Linked DNA regions of Mus musculus: region 2 is linked to region 1. The links are chromatin loops, found by intact Hi-C in ENCODE. Cell type or tissue: left cerebral cortex. All regions are shown on one strand. Links, peaks and the distances in the headings refer to the core of each region. The heading gives the core; the rest is flanking DNA. Region 1 holds the start of Mknk1 (MAP kinase-interacting serine/threonine kinase 1). Region 2 holds the start of Atpaf1 (ATP synthase mitochondrial F1 complex assembly factor 1).

Region 1 (4,384 bases), core at 191-4,190:
CAAAAGCAGCTTGGTTCTGAAGATTCAACAGAGGTCCTCTTATACCTTCAAAAGAGCCGGCAGGGACTCTACCTGAGAAGCTGAGGCCTGAGCTTCTAGCCTTCCCTCTATAAACCACTTTCTATTTTATGATCAGAAGTGGTAGACTACCAAGATGGCACAGTGGATAAAGGCACTTACTGCCCAACAATGTAAGCGTGATGACCTAGGTTCAATTCTCAAGACCCACATAAAGGCAAAAGAAGAGACGCCACTTGGAATGGGGTCCCACTCATGTCACATACACAGTAGTAATGATTTTTTTTGAGACAGGGTCTCGTTATGTAGTGCTGGCTACCTTGGAACTCACCCTGTAGACTAGGATGGCCTCAAATTCACAGGGATCCACCTTTCTCTGTCTCCTGAGTGCTGTGGTTAAAGGTGTGCACCTCCACACCTGGCAGAAGTATCATTTTAAAATAGAAGTAGGGGTGAGGGTCTGACCTCTAAGCTCCTTCATCCTCACCCTGTGAATGGACATGATAATAATCCAGCTAATACTCAACATGTCTCAAGTGATTGACACAAGTCTTTAGCCAGCTGCCTGGCTCTCCTTCCACCCACCCCACCCCCAGTATCTGCTCTAGAATCTGGAAGGTTTTCCATTTTGCTGTTCCTTCTAATGCCCAGAGCCCAGTGTTCTAAAAGAGTGTTTTCAAACCCATTACAAATCATTATCTCTTCAGTCACTGGACAGTCCAGCTGTTAGAAAGTCCATGTACGTTGTGGAAGAGTTAAATTTATCTCAAATTTGAGATGTCTGGAAATATGTTAGGAAGGACATATGCACAGACAGACACACACACACTTGCTTGGAGAGTCTGAGAAGGATGCTTAGAGGACAAAGAGGGAGAGCTTTGACCTTAGTAATGAGAAATAAGAAGACTCTCACCTAAACAGGCAAAACCTAACAAAAGCAACTTACCTGGGAAGCCAGGGCTTAGTTGTCTTGTTGGCTCAGGATCTGCATCCATTGAGGGGACAGGGAACAGGGAATAAGCTGTCACCTCCACCCTGGGGCAGAACATCCCACACTGACTAATGATGCTGGATGAACTCAGCGTTCATGAGCCCTGTGGCCCTTTTATATGTTCGTGGCTACCACAGTATGGAACTATGGAATGCGGTCAAATAGGCCAGAGGAAGGTCTGAGTTCTACATGGTTTGCCCTCCTTCCTGGGAGCACCCTAGAGCCTTTATCCAATGTTAATTAACCATCATGGTTGCCATGGGGAGGTGGGTAGTAATTTTGAGAATCTGGATCCCAATCTATGCTTGAGTGACCCTGGACTGGTTGGCTATCAAGGGTTGGGGAATAGACTAGAAAGGGCAGTGAAGACACGAAGTTTGGTGGGCCTGGAAGGTTATAAGTTGAAAGAGATTGCAATATCCAGCCTTTGAAGGGGACTCAAATTTGGAAAGGAAGTAAATACAAATGCTTGGGAAAAAGACGTCCCTTTCCAGTCTTCATCTAGATTTGAAATCTAGCAAAGTCTTGAATACTTCCACTTCCTTCCCTCATATAGTTGAACACATAGGCCAGAAGAGGGAATAAATGTGTTTTAGAGGAGTGATGGGAAACGGAGATGCTCTTTAAGCCCCTTACTCTCCAGACCCTAACAACAATACTGAATGGGATAGGGAAGTTTACTTCACCACACAAAAGAAAACTGCGTCAGAACCTGAACTGAAACCAAGCACCCCGTCTTCCCGTCTCAGGCATCTGCAGCCTGTGGAAGTGAGGCAAGGAGGCTGGTTGGGGTACTACTCTAATTAGTACACAGAGGGGAGAGGGGGAGAGGGGGGAGGGGGGAGGGGGAGAGAAGAGAGAGAGAGAGAGAGAGAGAGAGAGAGAGAGAGAGAGAGAGAGAGAGAGCAGAGAGGAGAGAGAGCAGAGAGGAGAGAGAAAAAGAAATAGATCTTTAAGAACATTTGTTTTAGCTGTTGTTTTAGCTGCTGTAGTGGCACACACCTTTAATACTAGCACTCAGAAGGCAGAGGCAGGTAGATCTCTTTAAGTTTGAGGCCAGCCAGGGTTACATAGTGAGACTATTTAGAAAAACAACAATTTAAAAAATTTAATTACCGGAAGTAATGAACTTCTGTATACGCAGACCTTTATAGAAATTTTACAGTCATGCCCGGTGGTGTGCGTCTGTAATCAGAGAACTCTGGAGACTGAGTCAGAAGAAAAACGAGTTTGAAGTCAAGTCTGGAGTATACAAAAGGCCTTGTCTCAAAAATAAACTTTACTTAACAGAGCTGCCCTCAGGTTTACAAGAACTCCGTTCTGGCTCGCAGAAGTAACTATTTGCACCTGCAGCGTCTTCCACTTTCCGCTTGTAAAAGAAACCCGCAACAACCAGAGGACGCTCTGATATGCCACGCCTGCGCAGTGAACTGGCCTTGCTTCTCGCCACGTGTGGCCCTCGGGGCGCAGGCGTGACTCCTCCCCCTCACGCCTCCTTCTGCTCGGGCCCTCCCCCTGAGTTTAGCTCCGCCTCTTCCGCGTTCTCGACGGAGACCTGCAGGTGGGGGTGCTCGCGGCCGTTCCCGCGGTGGTCAACTAAGGTAAAAGTGAGCCAGCGAGGAGTCCCTCGGCGGGGAAACGGGGCCGGGGTCTGGGGTGCGGCGCTGCAGTCGCCCGGGAGGGGCAGACAGGGCCTTCTGAGCAGCTCGAGGTTAAGACCCGGTTCTTCTGCGGAGGAGCAGCCGAAGGGGACATCCTTTTAGAACTGTCCTCAAAGCTGCTTCCCTGCCCAGACCGCAGCGCATAAGATCCTCTTTCGGACTCTCAGCCCGTGCTTATGGACAGGCTTGGGTTGTGACAGGTCCGGAGCCGGTGGGTACGGGCTGTCGAGGAGGAGCTCAGCCTATAAGGAGTTTGAGCCTCAGACCAAACAAGGATACACTCAAGACTGACAGGGCTCAAGACAGTTCACTGGCATGAGCACATTATAAAATATGTGTACTTCGTTGTGTTAAATTGGCGGTTTCCACTTATTTTGCAATATAGTATACAAATGATTCTGCCACACTTTTTTCAACAGAGAGGTGGGAGTGTGGGTAGGATGCAGTCTCTTTCCTATAGCTGTAGGACTGTGGACCATCAGAAGCTAGGTAAGAGGGTGGGAGTGCTTGACTTTGGGGGTGAGCTATGCTTTCCCCTCTCCTAGGAAGCATCCTAGAACAACTCATTTTTCTCTCTTAGAGCTTTTTAAAACGAATATAATAATGTCACTGTGAGGGTTAAGTATGCTTATATGTAAATTGCCCACATGCAATGGTACTGATACATACGATTGTGATTTCCAGGAAAGAGTGTTTTGATCTGGCATATTTCAGGGAGGCCCTGGGGGGAGAAGCTGATGTAACCTGAGCCTTGGAGCCTCTGGGATTTACACGTGGAATTGACCTTGCAGTATGAGGAGGGAGCTCAAACTTGTTGACCACAGGCCTTGTGCCAAGAACCAGCTGAGTGGTTGATGTATAATGTTTCCCTGGATCCCCAGCCATCAGAGAGCTGCTGCCCACTGTCCCTAGCTTCGGGCCTTCTAAAGGGCCTGGGCTGGAAGTACTGTGAAGAATAGACACGGAGTCAGGATTGTGTATAGAAGTGAACTAGCAAAATAAATAAATAAATAAAATAAAAAACAAAAAACAAACAAACAAACAAACAAAAAAAACAAGCTGGGCGTGGTGGCACATGCCTTTAATCCCAGCATTCAGGAGGCAGAGGCAGGCAGATTTCTGAGTTCGAGGCCAGTCTGGTCTACAGAGTGAGTTCCAGGACAGCCAGGGCTACACAGAGAAACCCTGTCTCGAAAACCAAAAAAAAAGTGAACTAGCCAGGAAGTTTGGAGCCCCTTCGGAGCATCTGTTCCCACCTCAGTGTTCCTCTTTCTATAATCCAGGGTCTTTGGCTTGCATAGGAGTGTCATTTCTCTAGTGCAGATTTGGCAGTCAGAGGGCCTGGCACCAGCCAACCCAACCATGGAGAGAGAAGTTCTGAGAAGAAGCTGGCAAATTGCAGCACATGTTTAGCTAGGTCTCCTGTTGTGTGGTCTGTAGTTATTCAATAATATGGCACCTTCTGCAGCTTCTTCACGGGTGCTCACACCACATCTTTGGTGACGCGTCTCATCCTCCTGCTGGTTAGATGCTCCCAATCCAGTCTCCTGTAGCAGAGACTGAGCTTCCTATAGACGTCTTAGCAAAGTCTGTCTTGGGGTACATCACTCATATGTACCCCGACTACAGTTGGTGGCAAGGAGCCAAGTCTATGTCACACCTGCTCTTCATGGTACAGGACTGGCACATAGTAGGTCTCTGTAATGCTTGTGGT
Region 2 (4,384 bases), core at 140-4,139, 54 kb before region 1:
CTGTTGCTGTGATAAAAATAGCAATTTTTTGTGAAGCAATTTATAGACGGAGGCCTTGTTTTGTTTGTTTTTTTGTTTCGTTTTTGTTTTGTTTTGTTGGTGGTGGTGGTATTTTTGTTTGTCTGTCTTATGGGTCTAGAAGGGGGGAGGGGATCCATAATGACAAAGGAGACATGACAGCAGGTGGCTGGGGTACGAAGCTGGGAGATCACATCCTTATCCATATGCAGGAAGCAAAAAGCAGTGCCTGGAAGTGGGGAAGCCTACAACTCTCAAGCCTACCCATTGATATACTTCCTCCCGCAAGCCTCCACCTCCTGAAGGTTCACACCCTCCCCAACAGGGAGCAAGAATTCAAATACCTGAGTCTGTGGGAGGCATTCCTACCTCAGACCACCAGAGGTCTAAAGTTTTGGATAGTTATATCTTCTGTAAGAAGTAGACTGGGGCCCGGCGTGGTGGCGCACACCTTTAATCCCAGCACTTGGGAGGCAGAGGCAGGTGGATTTCTGAGTTCGAGGCCAGCCTGGTCTACCGAGTGAGTTCCAGGATAGCCAGGGCTATACAGAGAAACCCTGTCTCGAAAAACCAAAAAAAAAAAAAAAAAAAAGACTGGAAAGGGTTGGGGATTTAGCTTAGTAGAGTGCTTACACAAGGCCCTGGGTTCAGTCCTCAGCTCTGGGTGGGGGAAGAGTAAAGATAGACTATAAGGAGGAATGGGGGAGAGATGGCTCAGCAGCTTAAAAGCACTTGCCCTGTGAGCCTGGAGAGCTGAATTAGATCAGCTGGAAAGGAGTTGGAAACTGGAAAAGAAGGAGAGAGCCTATTTCACAAAATTGTCTTCTGATTTCCACATGTGCTTCACCACACTTGAACACAATTTTTTTTTTTAAAGGATGGGGAGGTTTCTCTAGAGGTCTCTTTGAGGCGCTGAGAGAACTGAGTTCCAGATGAGGAGGAGGCAATGCATGCCTGTTTGAGCAGAGGAAACAGCACGTGGAAAAATTCTGAGCCAGGTACAGGCCAGCAAAGTCAGACTTCCATATCTCCCAATGCACTGTCCCAGCATCGAGAGTCTGATGTCTGAGCGCAGGCTGTATTGAACAGAGTTTGGAGTCCCTGTTCCTGCCTCGGGAGAGGTTCCTATCAACTAAGGTCCAGATAAGGACTTCCATGTGACTGCCCTCACATAAGGTCTGCTTTGGATGGTAGCAGGTGAGATACCATTGTTCCTAAGCTCAAGTTTGGTTCAGCAAATGAAGATGGTGACATTTTGGTTGAGAAGGGGAGAGCCCAAATAAAGACTTGTCCAGGATAATTCCTTATGTCTCTGAGGAAAGTAGTTCAATTAAATGCCAGGAAGGAACCCAGACTTCAGAGGCATTGCGTTTTTAAAAAGCTTAGCTTTTAGGTGGAACTTACTACTTTAATGGTTCACAGCCTGTTTAGCTTCTCCATCTGTAAAATGAGGTTAATATCTACTTCATAGGGTATGAGGCCAATGGAACCTTCTGCAAATAGACACTGATAAAGAGAAGCTTCAGCTATGATGTTCAGACATCCTTTGCAGCTAAAGAAACTGTTACAGCTAGTGCCAAGTAAATTTAGAAAAGGGGCAAGCCCTGTGAGAACCCGAAGATGCAAGCCAGCTTTCCAGAAGCCTGGCGCGCAGAGGCTGCTGGTCGGGGGTAGGGGGTGGGGTGAATCCTGGCAGACTCCCGGGAGGAGACGCGCCACGACACCCCTAGAGCGGGTGGGCAGAACCGGGAGCTGCCAGCCCGAAGCGTCGTTGTCCCTTCTCCACTCCAGCACCCGGAACCTTGAGCGCGCGGAACCTCGGTGGCGGAACGCGGGCCTCGCGGACCTTGCGGGAGATGGAGCAGGCGCGCGGGCCGGGGGCCGAGGCTGACGCGCCCGAGGAGGAGGAGGGGGAGTCGCAGGCGGCCATGGCGGCGGTAGTGTCCGCTGCGGGTGGAGCGTGCCCCGCAGTCCTGCAGGTGGCGGGTCTCTACCGAGGCCTGTGTGCAGTGCGCAGCCGCGCCCTGGGGCTGGGGTTCGTGTCACCGGCACAGTTGCGCGTGTTCCCGGTGCGCCGGGGCTCGGGCCTGCCCCCCGAGGGAGCAGACGGCAGTGGGGTCAGCGAGCTGGAAGCGAACCCCTTCTACGACCGCTACCGGGACAAGATCCAGCAGCTGCGCAGGTGCGGTCCTGGTCGGGTGGGGGTGGGGACTCACGACCGGCGGGCAGAGCTTCCGGCATGCACTACTCTCCGGGACGGTGGGCTTGCCCTGGCCCTGCTATACCAATAGTTTGTTTCCAAGTTCAGAGAGGCCAGGCCACTTGCCTAAAGTCACATCTCTGCAGACTCTTTGGGTCTTTCCACAGTCGTCAAAACACTCTTTAAAGCCCTATGAAGAAGACAGCTCAGAGAAAGTTGTCCCCTACTTAGGAAGATGAAAATGAAGACCTTCAGCGAAGGCATTTGATTTGCTCAAGGTCACATGTTGAGTCAGCAGATACCTGCCTGAGAGATCAAGTTCACAGGCTCTCCCAGCTTAGGGCCCTGACTGCCTGGACAAGGAGACTGGGATTGTGGCAAAGACTGATATGATAATGTTACGTTTGTATTGCCCATTGAACCCTCTCACTAAGGAAATGTAGGGATCTGGAGAGAGGTAGAGTCTTGCCCGAGGTCACACAGTTGGTTAAGGTTTATCTGACTGTAACCAGGGTTCCTAAGGCGTCAGCTTCCAGAAGGTAAACCGTGAAGATGAAAGAGGTGTGGCTTAGTAGAAGAGAACTTGCTTACTATGCACTGGGCCTTGAGTTCCATCTCCAGCACTGAGGAGGAAAAGTGTCGTAGGGTTATGGCTGTTAAGGTAGGTAGAGTGGGTGCCTAGTTCCAGGACGAAGGATGAAGGTAAGGAATGGTGGTCTGAGAGTTTGGTGCTATAGGAAGGCACTTCTGAAAGGAAGCCAGACGTTACCGGCTAGAAGTTCTCTGCATTTTGTCTCATTTTAATTCCACTCCCTTAAGTTCTTCGTCTTCACGCGGGGCAGCAGCATCCTCTAACTAGGTGTACTGGCTGGTTTGGTGTGTCAACTTGACACAAGCTGGAGTTATCACAGAGAAAGGAGCTTCAGTTGAGGAAATGCCTCCATGAGATCCTGCTGTAAAGCATTTTCTCAATTAGTGATCAAGGGTGGGAGGACCCATTGTGGATGGTGCCATCCCTGGGCTGGTAGTCCTGGGTTCTATAAGAGAGCAAGCTGAGCAAACCAGGGGAAGCAAGCCTGTAAGGAGCATCCCTCCATGGCCTCTGCATCAGCTCCTGCTTCCTGATCTGCTTGAGTTCCAGTCCTGACTTCATTTGGTGATGAACAGCAGTATGGAAGTGTAAGCTGAATAAACCCTTTCCTCCCCAGCTTGCATCTTGGCTATGATGTTTGTGCAGGAATAGAAACCCTGACTAAGACACTAGGGTTTACCACTTCTAGCCCTGGAACCCTCCACCTGTCTGTCACTTTACCACGAATAGAGTGATCTTCTAAGCTTTTTGAAGCAATGATGGAATAAATGAGTGAATACTTTTGCTCTCCTTCAAACATTAGATAGTCTCAAATTGATTTTAAAATAGTACTTGACCTGCAGTCCTCTCCACCCACTTCTCTCTGATCCCTTTAATACACAAGTGTCTCCAAAGAGGTGTCTCATCTCACTGAGTACTTAGTGGGTCTATTCAGACTTACTCAGGGGCCAATAATGGTCTCTTTCCTTCCTTGGGTCATTCCCATCAACATTTATACATACTAATATTTCAGAAAGTGAGTTTCCCAAGGTGCCCCATTGAATTCTTCAGTGTCCAAACTGCTTAGCGCTTGATGTAAAACCTTCACATGCTAGTTCTCTGCCACTCTCTAGACCAATCTAATACCTAAACTGCAAATACTATGGTCTAGGTCTAGCTCTTAAATCATTGGAGGAATGTGTTCCAAATATGGGAAATAATAACACAGTCAAAAGTACAGTCATGAAACCACCTCAGTCATTTAAGGATGTTTGAGCAAAATTTTGTTACGGTTATAATTATCAGCAGTGCGTTTGTACATATTTATGTATCTGTCTATACAACTAGGTAGTAAGTTTCTTCAAGTAGGGACAGTGTGTTAGCTATTTTCTATGTGCCTAGAGCACAGCAAGAGCTCTCCTGCGCACGGTGCCCCTGTTTTCTATGCACTCACCATGGCAAGCTCAGGTACATCCGTGCTTATTAGCTGGGCTGACCCAGTCCTTCCAGAAGAAAAGAAAAGATCAGCCCATCTACATAGTAGTGAAGACAGTGACATTTGGTGTCACATCCAAACAGTTTTTGGAATAGGCAGT

Evidence for each region. A loop is a pair of places that touch in the nucleus more often than their neighbours do. Peaks named below come from ENCODE experiments on the same cell type or tissue, not always from the same donor. Only the 100,000 strongest peaks of a DNase experiment are listed, where the experiment ranks them.
Region 2: a loop joins it to region 1, with 4 times the contacts of the local background. A loop is called at or near these places in 8 of 42 quality-filtered maps.

Annotation. Positions count from the first base shown.
Region 1 is chr4:115,836,672-115,841,055 of GRCm38, forward strand. Mknk1 (MAP kinase-interacting serine/threonine kinase 1) reads left to right here and starts at 2,527. Exons shown (of 13, transcript NM_021461.5): 1 at 2,527-2,610. In left cerebral cortex, for the core only: a CTCF peak has its summit at 2,610; a DNase peak (open chromatin) is centred at 2,474; H3K4me3 peaks cover 1,418 bases; H3K27ac peaks cover 924 bases.
Region 2 is chr4:115,783,105-115,787,488 of GRCm38, forward strand. It overlaps Atpaf1 (ATP synthase mitochondrial F1 complex assembly factor 1), which reads left to right and starts at 1,902. Exons shown (of 9, transcript NM_001369233.1): 1 at 1,902-2,200. The coding sequence starts at 1,947. In left cerebral cortex, for the core only: a CTCF peak has its summit at 1,979 (motif pointing right); DNase peaks (open chromatin) are centred at 1,838 and 2,457; H3K4me3 peaks cover 1,850 bases; H3K27ac peaks cover 1,669 bases.